Linked DNA regions of Homo sapiens: region 1 is linked to region 2. Evidence: chromatin loops called from intact Hi-C (ENCODE). Cell type or tissue: K562. All regions are shown on one strand. Links, peaks and the distances in the headings refer to the core of each region. The heading gives the core; the rest is flanking DNA.

Region 1 (8,474 bases), core at 269-8,268, 49 kb before region 2:
ACACATCGTAATACATATAGAAAGTTAAAAAGATAAACAATACACCCACTGATTCAGAAACTCTGGGGTGCGACTCAATGCTCCGTTTTCATAGCCTTCCAGGTGTTACTGATGCAAACCACAGTGTGAGATCCGTCACTCTATTCCAAGAGCTGCTAGAAGGGCAGCCTTTGCTGAGCCATAACATAGATCCCGTTAGCCCCTCTCCTAACTTTACCTACGCTCTGGGGCATTCAGTGACTTTCCTAAGGTGACTGGCCGGATCAATCCAGCAGCTGTCAGCCACACACCAAGAGGCGGAGCAGGCCAAGGTGGCTGCAGAGTGCAGTGGAGCCGTGTCCAGCCCTGCACCGCAGGCTGTGTGTCTTTGGCCATGTCACTAACTTCTTTGTGTCTTCTCAGCAGAATGTGGGGACAGAACCTAATGATCTCGAAAGTCTCTTCCAGCGCTGCTGTTTCTTGATTCTCCTTATCACTCCTCAGCGTCCTTATCTGTAAAACAGCGATACTGCCCACCCTGGGATTATAGAGATGATGAAATGAGGTGATGTGTGCGGAAGCACTCAACATCTGCTACAGGCTTGATAAATGTTAGCTGAATTTTAAATTATTCTCTTGTCCTTCCAATTCTGCCCAAACTCTCCTTTTCCTTCTATCCACCCCCACTCTGTGCTTACATCAGGCCTTGGGGACCCTCTCCTCTCCAGGATCGCCTGCTCCCTACAGAATTATCATCCCTATACCCCACAAACATCCCTATACCCCACAAACATTATAGGGAGGACAGTCCCCCATATACTCCCTCAAGAATCGGGATGGAGGGGAGGACTGGAGTCCTGGCTCTGCCACTAGCTTGCTCTGTGACCTTGGGCAATTTGCTTAACCTCTCTGTGCTTCCGTTTCCATCTCTGTAAAACGATGGCTCTTCACAGCACCCACATCCGAGGGTTTTTGTAGGGATGAAATGAGTTAATGTGATGGGATTACATGTGATGGGATTTGAGCAGTGCCTGGCATGTAGCTGTCTAGGTTACACAGTGCCTAAGTCTGTGGCACCCGATAGGTGGAAGGCCTCGGACACAGTGCTAGGGCTGGCCCACCGGCCTCCATCCCTCTACTCAGCTGCTTCCTGCTAAATCTCACTCCCTTTCCCGCTCCAGGTCTCAACGTGCTCCTCTGAGGATCCGCTTGGAACGTCTGCTCCGGAAGGAGGACCCTCGAGTTTCTTCACTGCCTGTCAGCAGCCCCTCTGCCTCCTCCGTGCCCCCGCCCCTCTCTGCCAGGGCGCTTCTGCCAACGGCTGGTTATTTATATCCCTGAGCAGCTGCTGACAGACAGCTGGGAGCTGGGAGGCGGCTGACAGGGACGAGCGAGGCAGAGATGACAGGGTTGTGGGCGGTGCTGTCACTCTTAGCAGGACTGCTGGGCAGAGCCCCCTCCCCTTCACCCAGGGAGGTGAGACTTAGACAGGCTGATGGGCCATCTGGGAAGGGGCACCTCAAACGGCAGGAAGCCAGGGCTGTGAACCCCGGGGACGGGGAGGCAGATGGGGTTGGAGGCAAGGACTTTGCCCTTGTTGACTTTTTCCAGAAGGGGTGGAAGCAGCTGCGGCTTAATTATCTGGGCACTTGCCCAGGGCATCTGCTGCTCACAAGCTGTATGACCTTGGGTAAGTCACGAACTCTGGGATTTTGGTTCCTCTGAGGAAGTGAGATGGTTGGATGAGATGCTCGCTGAGTTCTCTTTCAGCCACATTGATGTAGAGGTTACAAACACAAACCCTGGAGTCTTTGCATCCTGGATCTGCCACCAGCTTGCTGTGTGACTTTGAACAATTTACTTAACCTCTTTGCACTTCCATTTCCATCTCTGCAAAATGGTGGTTCTTCATAGCACCCACATCAAAAGGTTTTTGTAGGGATGAAATCAGTTAACGAATACATGTGATGGGCTTCAAGCAGTGTCTGGCATGTAGTTGTCTAGGTTAAACAGAGCCTGAGTCTATGATTCTTTCCATGTGTCCTCTTGCTCTAAGAAGGTAACTGAGTGTAATAGAAATATTGAGAGTGAAGGGTGGGGACCTTTATATGTGTATTGCCACAGAAAGGTGGTTTTATGGGCTTATATAACTTGTGTCATCAAATGAGTGAGTTGCAAATTGGGAAATGTTTAGGCTATGCCTACATTTATTCTGAGCCTGAGTCCTAGTTTTCTGACTTCTGCTTCTACCTGTAATCTCTGGGGACTGTTGTTTGCTCAAAACAGCAAAAAATTTAAAGGTTGTTGTTCTCCTTTTCTGACTCTCTGTCTCTGTCGTTCTCCCTCTCTTCGCCTCTCCTGTCTCCTTGCTAACTCTTTGCTGTCCTTCTATTTTAAAAATTAATACCTGGTCTTGGAAAGAACAAAATCCCAAGCATATAATTAAGTCCCTGGGCACAGGTGTGCCTACAGCACCAGCCTTGGCCATCAGGGTGGGGTAGGGGCTGAACAGGAATCTGGGTGGGAGCGACCTTGGAGCAGGGAGCATGTTATCCACCAGCTCTTGAGCCCCACCACACACTGACAGACACACTGGGTTTATAGCCACACCTCAGCTGTGCTGTCTGGGAGCAGTTGAGCTTGGTGCGGATGATGTCCGTTTCTCTCTTTTACTAATCTTGGCCTTTAGGAAAGGAGTATCCCCGTAACAGAGGAGGGGAGAGAGGAAGGCAATGGAAGCTAACAGGTTACCATGGAAACCAGCTGAACACAAACTCTTAGCTTCAGCTAATACTTGACTTGCAAGAATACGTCCATAGCCACAACTTAAATGAAACACACACACACACACACCCCTTTAAAAGAAGGATAAATGTTGACTCATTCCTCTCTAATCACAGCAATTAGGTTCTAACGTTGGAGTCCAGATGAGAGGTGAGGATGACATGAATCTGTTCTGCTTTAAAGAAGCCCCTTGCAATTCACTCTTTTCTTGGAAACCCAGAGCATTGGTTCCAACATCCTGACCTTGCCCAGAAGTCATGTAGGGAGGATTATGAGTCCCCACAAGTCCCTTAATTCTTTGCTGTCATGAAGGCCATATAGACCTAAGTTAAGATGTCTGGTTTGAAAGAGTCTCCTGCCATTGGCCAATCCCACTACACTGGAGAAAAAAGGAAGTGTCAAAAATGGTTGGACATTTATTAAACATTTCCTGATCACCCACTATGTGCCAAGTGCCAGAAATTTAAAATGACAATAAAAATAAAAAATCTTGTCCCTGTCATCCAGAAGCTCATAGCCCAGGCAGTAGGAGGTATGATACAAATTATCTGTTACTAATAATAAGGGATCCACATTTGCAAATGGTTTTTATATATGCATGAATATTACATTCAAGGTGACCCCTATGATGTCATGCTTTCTTGAGCGGAGAAAGTGAGAACTGGGGCTCGAGAGAAAGAGAGAGAGAGAGAGAAAGAGCTGATCTAAGACCACGTTTCCTAACACTCCTAGGCCTCCATATTCACACATGCCCCAGCCACAAGGCTGGCAGCTTCTTTCCCACCCTGGGGTTACTGCCTTCCTAATTCACAGGCTACCTCCTTATAAAGGGGGTCCACCCCGCACTATGGAGCACTACCAGAAGCAACACAGTTGTTGTAAGATGCCCATTGGGAAGGGAGTTGGGGAGGGTGTCTTTCAGATGAGCCCACTGGCCGTGTGCTTGTCCTCCACACCCTCTTCCAGCAGTATCTCGTTTAAGCAACAAGCAGCCCTCTAAACCCTATTTGGAATGTGAGTTACCTGGCTTCAGGGAGATTACAGGTGTACAAGGTCACACAGCTGGCCTGGGAAAGAGCCTGGATGCCCCCGACGTAGATCTGTGGGTCTTCAGTGCTTTCCCCCACTAGTCCAGACAGGCAGATCTGAGCTGGAAACGTTGGCTTGCCAGGAGGTGTCGGCCTTGAGCCAATTAGCTCTCAGTCTGTGAGCCCTCTTTCCCACCTCCCAACAGTGAGCCTCAATTCCGTACATTCTTTTTCCACTTCAAGGTTGGATTTCCATCTCCTCTCCCCACGTTTGGAAACTGTCCCTAATCACCAGAGAATCTAATTATCACTCCTTCTAAGTGATTCTCGGTCTCTGTTATGCAAATGTGGCTATAATTGTGTCAGGCAGGTTTTGTTGTCAGTTCCTCTTTCCTTTTTCCGCCTCTCTCCCCATCTCCTTTCAAATGGGAGTTGCAGTCTCCCCTCTTTTTATTGTAAAGGCCTCTAAGGTCCCCGGCTCCCTGAACCACAAATCGCCTAGATTACCCACTCTGGATCCCAGGAGCCACAACAGGCCCGCCTCAGGGCAAACAGAAGGAAAAACAAACAGCATTTAGTGGAATTTATTTTATTTCTTTGGAGATGCAAATCAGAAGGTTCCCAATGAGCTCTGGGAAGGGAGCGTCTGTGTGGGGTGGGAGGAAGTTGGTTCTGTGAACAGCAGCAGAGTCAGGGAAAACAGGCCCCTGTGCAGCCGGAGGTGCTGAGGGCATTCAATGTGGGCCTAGGTGTGTGGGACAGGGGTGGGACGGGTGGGAAGCCCCACCAAGCCCTAAACCACTGCATTTGTTATTTTGTCTGGTTAAAAGTTTCCAGGCCCCTTCTGAGTGGAGGCTGTTAGGATACTCTGGCCTGTTTTCCTCGCAGCCTTGGCAGCAGAGTGGGTGCTTCCAGCGTTTCTCAGGGATCCCCCCACTTACTCCCTATCCCTAGGGAAAATTCAGGACTGCCTTCCTTAGCTGCTGTCTCCTCCTGATCCTTAGCAGGCAGAGCAGGAGGCAGGGAGGCTCTGGTTTGAAAAGCAAATCCTTCTGTTTGTTTATTCATTCTCTCACTCAACAAAACCTTAAGTGCCTACTACACTACAGGCAATATTCTAGGTACAGGGAATTAGACCTGAGCTTTCGATCTGGTGGATACAAAGTAAATAGATATAGCAGAGGAGGTGGCAAAGAATGTTAAGAAACCAGGTGCGGTGGCTCATGCCTGTAATCCCAGCATTTTGGGAGGTCAAGGTGGGCGGATCACCTGAGTTCAGGAATTCAAGACCAGCATGGCCAACATAGTGAAACCCCTTTTCTACTAAAAATACAAAAATTAGGGCTGAGCGCTGTGGCTCATGCCCGTAATCCCAGCACTTTGGGAGGCCGAGGCAGGCGGATCACAAGGTCAGGAGACCGAGACCATCCTGGCTGACACGGTGAAACCCCATCTCTACTAAAAATACAAAAAATTAGCTGGGCGTGGTGGCAGACACCTGTAGTCCCAGCTACTTGGGAGGCTGAGGCAGGAGAATAGTGGGAACCCAGGAGGCGGAGCTTGTAGTGAGCCGAGATCGCACCACTGCACTCCAGCCTGGGCGACAGAGCGAGACTCCATCTGAAAAAAAAAAGACAGAAACCAGGATGAAGGAGATACCAAGTGATGGGGATGGTGCAGTTTAGCAGGGCTCTCTGATAAAGGGACATTAGAGCAGATCTCAGTAAAATGTAAGGCTGGAGGTCTAGGCCTGACTCCACCTGGCAAGTTAAGGTTTCTAACCCAGATGTCCTCCTGCTTGTCTGGGACCATGGGGAAGTGTTGAAGAGCCACAGACCTGCTCTCTGGTAAAAGAGCTTCCCAGACAGTGGGTCCCCAAGAGCACAGGCCCAGCTGAAACTGCCCAGGTGTTCAGGAACAGCCAAGAGTTTTATGGCTGGAGTGAGGTGAATCAGGTTAGGGTGGGAGGAGAGATCAGAGCTCATGAGGGCCTTGGGAGTCATCTGTGGTCCTTGGATTTTGCTCTGAGGTCATTGGAGGGTTTTGAACAGAGGAGTGATATGACCTGACATTTTACAAGGACAATTCTAATTGCTATTTGGCAGACTGTGTGGGGCAAACCTGGAAACAGGGAACAAAGTTCAGGAGATTTGCAAACATAGTAGTCAGAGGGCCTAGGTGGTAGCAATGAAGGTGGTAAGAAGTCCTCCAAGCCAACAGGATTGGCTGCTGAATTGTATGTATGATATGAGAGAAAGAAAGGATTCAAGAATGATGCTCCAGGTTTAGCCTTAGCAATTCCAGCTGCCATTTACTAAGATGGGAAAGAATGGGGATGGGAGCAGCAGGTTGAGGGAGGGTATCAAAGTTCTGCTTTGGAGATGTTAGGTTTGAGGTGCCTATTGGGTATCCACATGGCAATGCCAAGAAGGCAGTTGGAAATTGGAGTCTGGGACCCAGAAGAAGATGTCTGGGCTGGAGATGTAAATTTGCATACAGATGGTACTTAAAGTCGGGAGGCTGAGGCAGGAGAATGTCTTGAAACCAGAAGGTGGAGGTTGCAGTGAGCCAAGATCGCGCCACTGCACTCCAGCCTGGGCAACAGGAGCAAAACTCTGTCTCAAAAAACAAACAAACAAACAAACAAAAGATGGTACTTAAAGTAATGAGAATGGATAAGATTACCTAGGGAGTGAGTACTGGTAGAAACAGAGGTGGTCTAAGACCGAGCCTTGGCACTCCACTCGCTATCTAGAAGTTCTTTCAGGCAGATCTGTGGTATAGGAGAGAGACTCATTTGGGTAAACTGAGGCCTGGGTTTCAAATATGTTAACTCCTCCCTACAAAATTCCCAGCCTTCAGGACCTCAGATCCTTAAGAGGTGAACCAAGGCACCCCAGGGCCACTACAGGAAAGGAAGACAGAGGCCTATTTCATGTGTGACCTGGGCAAGTCACGTATCCCTCCCTAGGCCTCAGTGGTCTTTGTAAAAGGAGTGGTGAACGCTAGGTGTCTGAGGGACCTTCCAGCTTGCTTGCATGCAATGAGTTTTAACTCCAGAAAGTCGGTGCATTCAGCAATTGTGACTGGCCTTGAGAGACGGTTGAGTTCCTGTCTCATTCCCCTCATCTGGCTCTCGTTGTCTACCACATAAAGTTGATCCTTGCTATTCACGGATTCTGTATTTGCAAATTCTCCTACTACCTGTAATTTATAACTCCAAAACCAGTACTTGTGGTCTTTTGCCAGTCATTCGTTGACATGCCCAGAGCTTCAAAAACTTTAGCCCGCTGTGCTTGTTCTTAGCTGAGGTCAAAACCAGGCTCCATTCTGCCTTCTTGCTCCAGCTCTCACATTCTAAACAAGTGTCCTTTTCACAGTCTATTTAGTGTCACGTTTTTCCCATTTTTATGCTTTTTATTGGTGATTTTGCTGTTTAAAATGGCCCCCAAGCGTCGTGCTGAAGTGCTGTCTAATGTTCCTGAGCATAAAAAGGCTGTTATGAGCCTCACAAAGAAAATACCTGTGTTAGATAAGCTTCATTCAGGCATGAGTTAAAGCACGTTTGGTTGGCCATGAGTTCGATGTTAATGAATGAAAAATATATAGTGAATAAAGTATCTTTAAACAGAAACACACACAAAACAAGGCAATGTATTGATTGATTGATGAAAGTGGTATGACCAGAGGCTCACAGGACCCTAACTCTATATTTCCCCTTGGAATAATGCTTCAGTATTTGCTAATTCAGTCTTTACAGTGATTTATAGAATGTAGCCACTGCAGTGTGTGAGAATTGACTGTATTAGCTTGTTTTTTCAATCCCAGTATGCACACACATAAAGTAGTTTCAGAACTGCTAACCCATACCTCTGTGAGGAGCAAATTTACTTACTACAGTACAGTACTTGTGTATAGTTCTTTTTGTTTTTGTTGTGTAACAAAAGCCACATTCAATACAGTTCTTATCTTTAGTCTTATAGCATACACTCGAAACTGTTTTCCAAAGTTACTTCTGTTAGTTATTTTCTTTTCCATCTCTTTCAATATTAACTATATGGTTTATTTGTATTACAGTTTTATTTCTTAGTTTGTATTCCATTTTGGGTTCCCCCAATATTCGGGTCAATTTTTAAACATTTCCAGACAGTAAAATTCACTTTTTATGGTATGTGGTACAATAGGTCTTGAGAAGCATAGTTATGAATTTACTACCACAATCATGATAGAGAACAATTCAATTACTTAAAAAATTCCCTTGTCCTGACTCTTTATAGTCAGCTTCTCTCCCCACCACTAACCCCTGGCAACCACTGATCTATTTTTTGTCCCTATAGTTATGCCTTTTCCAGAATGTCATATAGAAGAAATCATGCAATATTCAACCTTTTGGGCCTGACTTCTGTCACTTAGGAAAACGCATTTAAGATTCCTGTATGTTGTTGTGTCAAGCAGTAGTTGTTCGTTTTTATGGCTGAGTAGTATTCCACTCTAGCACTGTTGGACGCACCACAGTTTGTTTATCTATTTGCCAGTTGAAGAATATTTGGATTATACCAGTTTTGGGTAATTATGAGTAAAGCTGCTATACACATTTATGTAGTGGGTTTTATGTGAACATGAGTTTCCCTTTTTCTTGAGGTGGGATTGTAGTCATATGGTAGGTGTTTATAAGAAATTGCC
Region 2 (8,474 bases), core at 79-8,078:
GTGACTTAAGTAAGCTAGAGGTTTATTTCTTTCATACACAAGAGAAGTGCAGAGCTAGGCAGCCCGGGGCTGGTGTGGTAGGTAGTTCCTGAGTCATGAGGAACCCAGGCAATGCAAGATGACTGCTTAGAGCACGGACTCCAGAGTCACACTGGCCTGAGTTTTAGTCCTTTCTCAGGCCATGAGATTTTGAGGAAGTTACCTTTCCTCTCTGCTTCCTCATCTGTAAAATGAGGATAATAAAAGTATCTATCTTTGAGGACTGCTCTGAGGATTAAATGATTTAATAAAGGAAATGCGTTTTGAACAGAACCTGGTGCAAAATGGTGCCATATATATTTTAATATTCCGCTTTTCTGCTCCACATCCTTAGCACATGGCTTTCATTCTCAAGGTCATCTCACGGTCCAGAATGGCTGCAGGAGCTCCAGCCAACACATCCCAGTTCTGGGCAGCAGAAATAAGAAAGGGAGAGAAGGACAAAGGCCCCTCCCTTCAGCTGAGTCAGTTTCCTTTAAACAGCTTTTCAGAAGTCTCACATTTCACTTCTGTTTAGACATCACTGCCAGAACTTAATTGCATGGCCTCCTGTTTCACAAAGGCTTGGAATCATGGTCTTTTAGCTAGATTCTCTTAGAAAGAAAGAATGGAGATGGATTTTGATTGGCAATTTGCAGTCACTGCCACAGGAAATAATAGATAAGCTCTAATAGTTGGGCTCCACCTTAGGGGTTTAGGGTGAGGTCGCAGGAGATGAGGCTCAGACAAAATTGTGGCTAGCCTTGTCTGCCATATCAGAGATGCGAGGGATCTCAACCTCAGTAGGGAACTGAGCTTGGAGCTATTTTCTGGCAAGTCATCAGAATACAGGTAGTATTTGGAGCAATGGGGGAGTTGAAGATCCCTTAAGTATCACAGGCAGGAGTGAGAAGAGAGATGAGGAAAGAGGTGTATTCAGGTTCTAACATCACAGAGTGCCTGCCTAGGGGCAGGGATTCAATTTCTGATTGGTGAAGGGCAAGTATGTGAAAAAGGTGCCATCCTTTGAAAACTGTCTCCCCACATCTTACAGTACTGCTGCTGCTTTTTTTTCCTCTTACAACAATTGTGAAATCTTTTAACAGATTTTCATCAGTCTTAATATTGACATGCAATATATTACTTTAAAAAATGAAAGGTGCTACTTTTCAGGAATATTCTCTCTTGCACTTCCCTCACTCCCAATGAAGACAGAAGCTTGGAGAACACCAGCATCTAGAGGAGAGGAAAAAGAGGGGTTAATGCATGTGGTTAGGACTCTGAGCACTCAGCTTACTGGTTATGTTTACAGAAAACACCTGTATTCTGCACAAGTTTGCTAAGCATGGGGGTGGAATGGGCCAGGTATGCCCGCATTCATCCTAGCTGTGGTTGATGGCAGAGTGGTCATCCAGTTGGAGACCCTCTGGAAACCAGGCCTACATTTGATGCTCTACTTTTATGCTCAGGGTCCTAGGACCCTCCCCATTCTTTGAGAAGTAGCAATCACTTACTGACAACACTGGCAGCTTCTCTGCTGAGCCCTTTGTAGGATAAAAGGTCGGGTCAACTTTTCTCCAGGAGCTGAAATTCTTTGTCCTCAGAGCACTGCTCCTGACCTGGCATCCCCTGCTGCCTTCACCCAGGACAGCAGACAGACTAGCCAGGATGATGCAAGCAGGGTATCCAAGCTACATTTAAGTTCAGGGAGATGGAGATACATCAAGGAGATGGAGTGTATTCATTGTCTATTGCCGCATATCTATTTACCCCCAAATTGAGTAGCTTAAGATAAAAATAAGGAACATACATAATAAAAAATAAATAAACACAGTGTGTGGGGGTCAGGAATCTAGGAGAGGCTTGGCAGGGCAGTTCAGGCTTGTAGTGTCTCAGGAGATTGCACTCCAGGTGTAGGCTGGGCTGCAGTCATCTGAAGGCTTGATTGGGGCTGGAGGAGCCACTTCCAAGGTGGCTTACTTATATAATGGGCGTGATGGTGCTGGCTGTTGGCAAGGAGACCCAGTTCCTCTCCTCATGGACCTCTTCGGAGGATGCTTGAGTGTCCTCATGACATGGTCACTGGCTTCCCCCAGGGTGAGAGACCCAGGAGAAAGAGATTCAGGCAGAGGCTATCCTTTTTATGATCTAGCCTCAGAAGTCACATGGCTTCACTTCCACCACATTCTATTCTTTAGAGAGAAGTCTGGCTCACATTCAAGGGGAGGAGAATAGGCTGCACCTTTTAAAGAAAAATGTATTTTAAAAGTTTGCAGAAAAATGTAAAAACCATAATATAGGGATTGGACCTTGGGAAGCCTGAGATGAAGCAGGCCAGAGGTAGAATCAGAAAGGAGACTTACAAACTTCACCCTCAAGCCTCTAGGACTTTAAAGACAACGGTGGAAAATTATGTTGGGTTGGGTTGTCACTGGAGGATCCTGTGATCTAATACAGAAATTTCCACATGCCAGGTGGCTCTGATGTTGTCTCAGTAAGGCCTCTATTTAGTTAATGCTAATGCTCCAAAGCCCCCAGATTACAAATTGGTATTGCTGTCGAGATCTATTGCTTTCTTACTAGAAGGTGGCTTCTTCTGGTATGGAAAGGGAAACTAAAGCCTGGAGAGGTTAAGCAATTTGACTTCTAGTCCTTTATTGAGGCACAGGCAGTGGTGGGGAGGGTCCTGAGTCAGGCAGTCTAACCACTGACCTCTATACCCCATCTCTCCAAACCACAGTATCTCTCTCCTGATGCTCTGAGAAGCTAGCATTTGTGGGAAACTTCCAATATGCCCACAGTGTGCTGAGTGCTTTTATGTCATTTTATTCTCCTAACCACCCACTATGGTAGGTATGGAATCCCCCATTTTACTGATGAGGAAACTGAGGCAATGTATAACAGGTATAAGTAGCCCAAGGTTATTCAGGCACTAATGTGTAAGGCTGTGATTCTAAGGCAGACTGACTGACTACAAAGCTAATGTTCTTAATCCCTAGATGCTCCCACCTTCCAAATGTCCTGGCTCCTAGAATTACATCTGTTCTACTCCCTCCATGGCTCCATGGAACCTGGACATCTCAATTTCCTCCCCAAAAGCTGGAGTTCTCCAAGATGCAGAAGCCAGAGGGCTGATGTTCCTGTGCAGGAAGAAGCAACGCCCAGGCCCACTGCCCCCACTCTCTCAGCAGATTCTCATTTTCAGAATCCTGGAAACCAGAGCTAGAAATCTGCCTCCCTCTGTTTACCCTGAGTTCCAATGTCACCAACCCCCTTAATTAATGCTAGGGTGCTGGGTCATGCATAGCACGGTCAGCTTGGTCTCCAGTTCTGGCAGCAGCTGCAGCCAAGGTCAAGAACAACGGGGGCTGGGTTAGCTCTTACTCATCCACCTAAATGCCACTGCCCACGCTCTCCGCTCTCGCCCCTCCCGCTGAGCAGTGGCTGCCAGGGCGGCAGGAAGTCCTTCTTCCTGGGCCTGGCGCCCTCCAGCGGTGGGCGCAGAGCACTAGGCTCCAAAACTAGGAAGCCGGCTCAGCCTGCAGCAGGGCAGCTTGGGCAGCTTCACACCTAAACCAGCCTCTAAACGGGCGCACCTGGACAAAACCCAGTAATTTAGAAAAGCCTGTGTTTCTAGACATCTCGCACTGCCAGCATTCTCCATGAGAAAGGAGCTAATAGGATCAACTTTTCCTATACGCTGGAGACTTAATGAGTCCCTCACCGACCCAAGGCTGACCTGTAATCTGACAGATGACCACGAAAAAGAGGCAATTTCAAGCCTAAAGAAAGGACCCCATTATGTTGACATTTAGGCATGAGTGTGGGTGGCATTGGGGCAGGAGTCCTATGTGCTGCTCAAATCCCACCGTAGAGTCAACTGGCAGTGTGGCCTCTGTCTGACACAGCTCAGGCTCTCCTGCTCCGAGGGAGTTTAGCAGAAGGTCCCTTACCCCACCCAGTTCTGCAGCCCCTCTGAGAAGTCACATAGCTGATGCCCATGGGGGCTGGCGGTGTGCCTTCTCACACCTCTCACATTGCCTGTGGTTCCAGGAGCCAGCTGCGTTTAGTCTGATCTCTGTTTGTGCCAGTTGTACTCTTTTGTAATCACATATTTTTAATTAAATACTATATAACTTGATGAAATACAAGTAAAAAGAATTGTTTCTTTAAAATTTTTTTATTTTAATTTTTGTGGCTACATAGTAGGTGTATATATTTATGGGGTACGTGAGATGTTTCGATACAGGCATGCAATGTGGAATAATCGCATCACATAAAATTGGGTATCCATCCCCTCAAGCATTTATCCTTTATATCACAGGCAATCCAGTTATACTCTTTTAGTTATTTAAAAATATACAATTAAATAATTACTGACAAGAATTGGGTCTATAAAATTAGTCTGAATACTTTGGAAAGAGCCTCTACAGGCAATTTATCTTTAAAAAAAAAGAGTAAAACGTTTTCTATTGAGGTGTGGTTGAATTGTCTGTAAAAGATTAGTGGGAGTAGCAGTGGGGGAGGGGAATTATAAAAATCCCAAGGACTCTGCATTCAGGTTGCTACACAAGTGTTTTCTTTCTTTTATATATATATAATACTTTAAGTTCTAGGGTACATGTGCACAACGTGCAGGTTTGTTACATATGTATACATGTGCCATGTTGGTGTGCTGCACCCATTAACTCGTCATTTACATTAGGTGTATCTCCTAATGCTATCCCTCCCTACACAAGCGTTTTCAAGTTGCTGGGTAGAATAAAAATGAATCTCAGCTGATGTATTATGGGTACAGTTTATGAAAGAAAGATGAGGGGAAGGAAAGTGCATCTATACTAACAAAAAGGTCACGGTCTGACATCAAGAAATTAGCAAATGCCCATTTATAATTTTCAAGGCAATGTTTAAGGTAGGCAATATTTTTTGCATATGTAGATGGCAGCCTGTGCTTACAGAGCCTAACGAGGGAAGAGGCCACGGCAACCCCAAAGTCTAATTAGAAAATCAATGCATCCAGCCCTAACTGACAACGCTAATCATCTCTTTGAACTAAAGTGTCCTAGCTGCACTAGAATCATTAGAGCCTGTCAGCAAAAGATAAGAGTTTAAGATTTCCGCAAGGAAACAGGGTTTTTTACTCAGCAGACCTGGACTTAATCAATATTTCCAATATCATGACCCACGACCTTCCTCCAATTAACAAATGCTTATGCTTGGTAATAGACTTCACACTCTGGACTCCTGATGGCTTTGCCTGCTGTGAGGCTGCATCCCTCTGGACCTGCATGGCCATCTTGGTGCCTACAACTGAGTAGTGCAATGAGGTTGGAAGAAAACTTTACCAGGGAACCTGCTTTTACTGTAAATTCTTGACCACAGCCCTCAGATTGGCATCCAATACTGCCTGGTAATTGCATTATGTTTGTTTTCTGGGGAAAAGTTTAGCACTGTAGGAGATGACTATTTGATACCTTTTCTTCTCACTCCAAGCTTCTCACCTCTGTTCCTTCACTGCTTACTCTCCTGGAACAAGAGAAGCCATCTGACATGCACTGTCTCATCTTTCTCAAACTTTGTCCCTTTTCTCCACTCTTCGCTTTCTCTTGCCTTTCTGTTACAATCAAGAAAGTGCCATGAGGGCAGGGACCATGTCTGTGTTATCTTCAATACCTAGCCCAGTGCCTGGCACTTAGAGGGCTCTCAAAATTGATGAATGAACAATATGGCATCTGCTAATAATATGGCATGACTTATCAGGTCACTCAATTGTTTATGATCTTCGGGAGGAGAGGAGGGAAGACCATAGCACGTTGACTTCAGTATCCCAGATAATAAATAAAAATGGACTCAGTGCTGTCTTCATCATTTATGGATGCTGTACTCAGCTCGCCTTTCCAGGCTCACTCAAGCTTTATTTCATCTGTCACTGTGTTTGTGTGTGCTTCTCCCACAAGGCTGTGCTCTGTATGTCTGGATCCTCAGCATGTAGCAGTACAATGCTTGACACATACAGAGGTGGGGGCTCTGTGAAAGAGAGATGAATTGTTGAGTGTCCCCAAACCCTACAAGTCACTCTGGATTCCTTCTTTTGCTGCTCTTCTCACGTCCAATCCATGAGCAGACCCATTCACTTTTTATCTCTATGCAGGATCAGCACACTTTTTCTTATAGGCATGTGGAACATGGTCTCCATTGCAACTACTCAGCCCTACCATTATGGTATGAAAGCAGCCACAGACAACGTATCAATGAATGGGCATGGCTGTGTTCCAATAAAGCTCTATTTACAAAAACAGGTATGCGGTCCGGCGCAGTGGCTCATGCCTGTAGTTCCAGCTACTCAGGAGGCTGAGGCAGGTGGATGGCTTGAACTCAGGAGTTTGAAACCAGCCTGAGCAACATGGTGAAATGCTGTCATTACAAAAAAAAAATAAATAAAGAAACAAAAATAAACAAAGCAAAACAAAACAAAACAAAAAAGCAAAAATTAGCCAGATGTGGTTGTGTGAAACTGTAGTCCCAGCTACTCAGGAGGCTGAGGTGGGAGAATTACTTGAACCCAGGAGGTCGAGGTTGTAGTGAGCCATGATTGTACCACTGCACTCCAGCCTGATTGACAGGGTGGGGCATTGTCTCAAACAAACAAACAAACACAAAAACAAACAAACAAAACAGGTATGAATGGGATTTGGCCCCGTTTGCAGATCCCTGCTCTATAGTACTGCTTATCTCAAAACTGTTGTTAGCAGAAGAAAATAATTTTGGGAAATGAAGTCATCCTCAGTGTCTTCATTCTCTCCCAAAAGTAACAGGGGAAGGGTTATTTAGCCTTACATGGTCATGGGTATGTGCTTAAATTTAGAGGGGGATCTTCCCTTCACAGGTCAAATAAGCTCTTTCCCTGGCCCACGAATAGGTCTCCCATACCCTTCTTCCCTGATGGGCTTATGTATTCTAGACACAAAAGTTGGTGCCCAGTATTGCCACTTATTAACTGGGTGACCTTCCCTAAGTTGTTCAACCATTAAGATTCTGTCTTGTCTCATTTTCAAAGTTGGAGTAATATTGCTACTTTCCTCATTGAGTTGTCCCAACAGTTAAGAGTGATCATGCACGTACCTAAAATGCTTAGTACCGTGTCTGGCATAGAGCAAGCACTCCATAGCAGTTGTAGTGGTTATTATTATTATCATTACATATTGATATATATTTCTCCATATATAAACACAGCACAGCTCTGTGGTTAAAAGCATGGGCAATTGAGCCAGTCTGCCAAGGTTTGAAACCCACCACTTATTGATTGTGTGAACTTGGGGAAATTTCTTACTCAGTCTGCACCTCTGTTTATCTAACTTGTAAGGTTGTTATGAAGATTAAATGAGTTATTGTATATAAAGTGCTTTGAAAAGTACCTGGCAAACGGTAAGCACTGTGAAAGTGTTTGCTATCATCACCATCATCATTAACATCAACATCATCACCAGGACCAGGACAGAGTCCCAGAATCCCCTGGCCTTCAGCTGCCTTGGGGTCCAGGCATCATGTTAATTGCTCAACTCAAGGCGTTCTAGCATAAAGAGTCAGTGGACCCTCCTTCTTGCTTTGACAGCGTCTGAGCTCCCATGCCCTCCTATGCAGAGCAGGATTCAAAAGCTTCTTCCATTTTCCTTTCCATCTCCCGCCAAGAAAGCCTCTTCTTCTTTCCTGCCTGCTTTAAGCCGGTGGGTAGGGTACCCTCTCTCTCCATGCTTCTCTCCTCCCCTCAACCCTTCCCCCGAGGATATTTGTGTCCCTGATATTTATTTAGCTCCCATAATCAAACTGCTTGTGCTGTGATGATTGGAGTCATACACACTGAGTAAGAATAGAATTCGGTCATTAGCTTCCTTGAAGACCTTACTCACTACTACTGCTCACAGCCTGGCGTAGAGAGGATGGGGGATAAGGGGGTGGGGTTCACCCCTCTCCTGAATTCTTCCAGCATCCGCTGAAGTAGTTTACCCGCCTTGGCATTAAGTACTCAGACAACTGCCTCCTTTGCCCTTTATATCAGATGGACTCCGCTCCTACTGGCCGGTCTTTCTTTCTTCCTTTCTTCCTTCCTTTCTTTCTTTCTTTCTTTCTTTCTTTCTTTCTTTCTTTCTTTCTTCCTTCCTTCCTTCCTTCCTTCCTTCCTTCCTTTCTTTCTTTCTTTCTTTCCTTCCTTTCTTTCCTTTCTTTCTTTCTTTCTTTCCTTTCTATGTTTCTTTCTCTTTCTTTCTTTCTTTCTTTCTTTCTTTCTTTCTTTCTTTCTTTCCTTCTTTCTTTCCTTTCCTTCCTTTCTTTCTTTCTTTTTGAGATGGGCTCTCACTCTGTCTCCCAGGCTGGAGTGCAGTGGTGAGATGTCAGTTCACTGCAACCTCTGTTTCCCAGGCTCAAGTTATCCTCCCACTTCAGCCTCCTGAGTAGCTAGG

What was found. Peaks named below come from ENCODE experiments on the same cell type or tissue, not always from the same donor. Only the 100,000 strongest peaks of a DNase experiment are listed, where the experiment ranks them.
Region 1: a loop joins it to region 2, with 2.0 times the contacts of the local background. A loop is called at or near these places in 4 of 110 quality-filtered maps.

What each region holds. Positions count from the first base shown.
Region 1 is chr1:204,711,011-204,719,484 of GRCh38, forward strand. It overlaps LOC105371693 (a long non-coding RNA gene), which reads right to left and starts at 4,040. Exons shown (of 2, transcript XR_922454.3): 1 at 3,787-4,040. It overlaps LOC105371695 (a long non-coding RNA gene), which reads right to left. Exons shown (of 5, transcript XR_922456.3): 4 at 6,477-6,564; 5 at 5,380-5,411. RefSeq lists enhancers at 1-858, 859-1,826, 3,776-4,413. In K562, for the core only: a CTCF peak has its summit at 3,942 (motif pointing right); DNase peaks (open chromatin) are centred at 481, 1,371 and 3,919.
Region 2 is chr1:204,760,495-204,768,968 of GRCh38, forward strand. No RefSeq gene overlaps it. Among named protein-coding and RNA genes, the nearest start is that of NFASC, 64 kb to the right of the region's middle. In K562, for the core only: a CTCF peak has its summit at 3,505 (motif pointing left); a DNase peak (open chromatin) is centred at 3,427; H3K27me3 peaks cover 772 bases.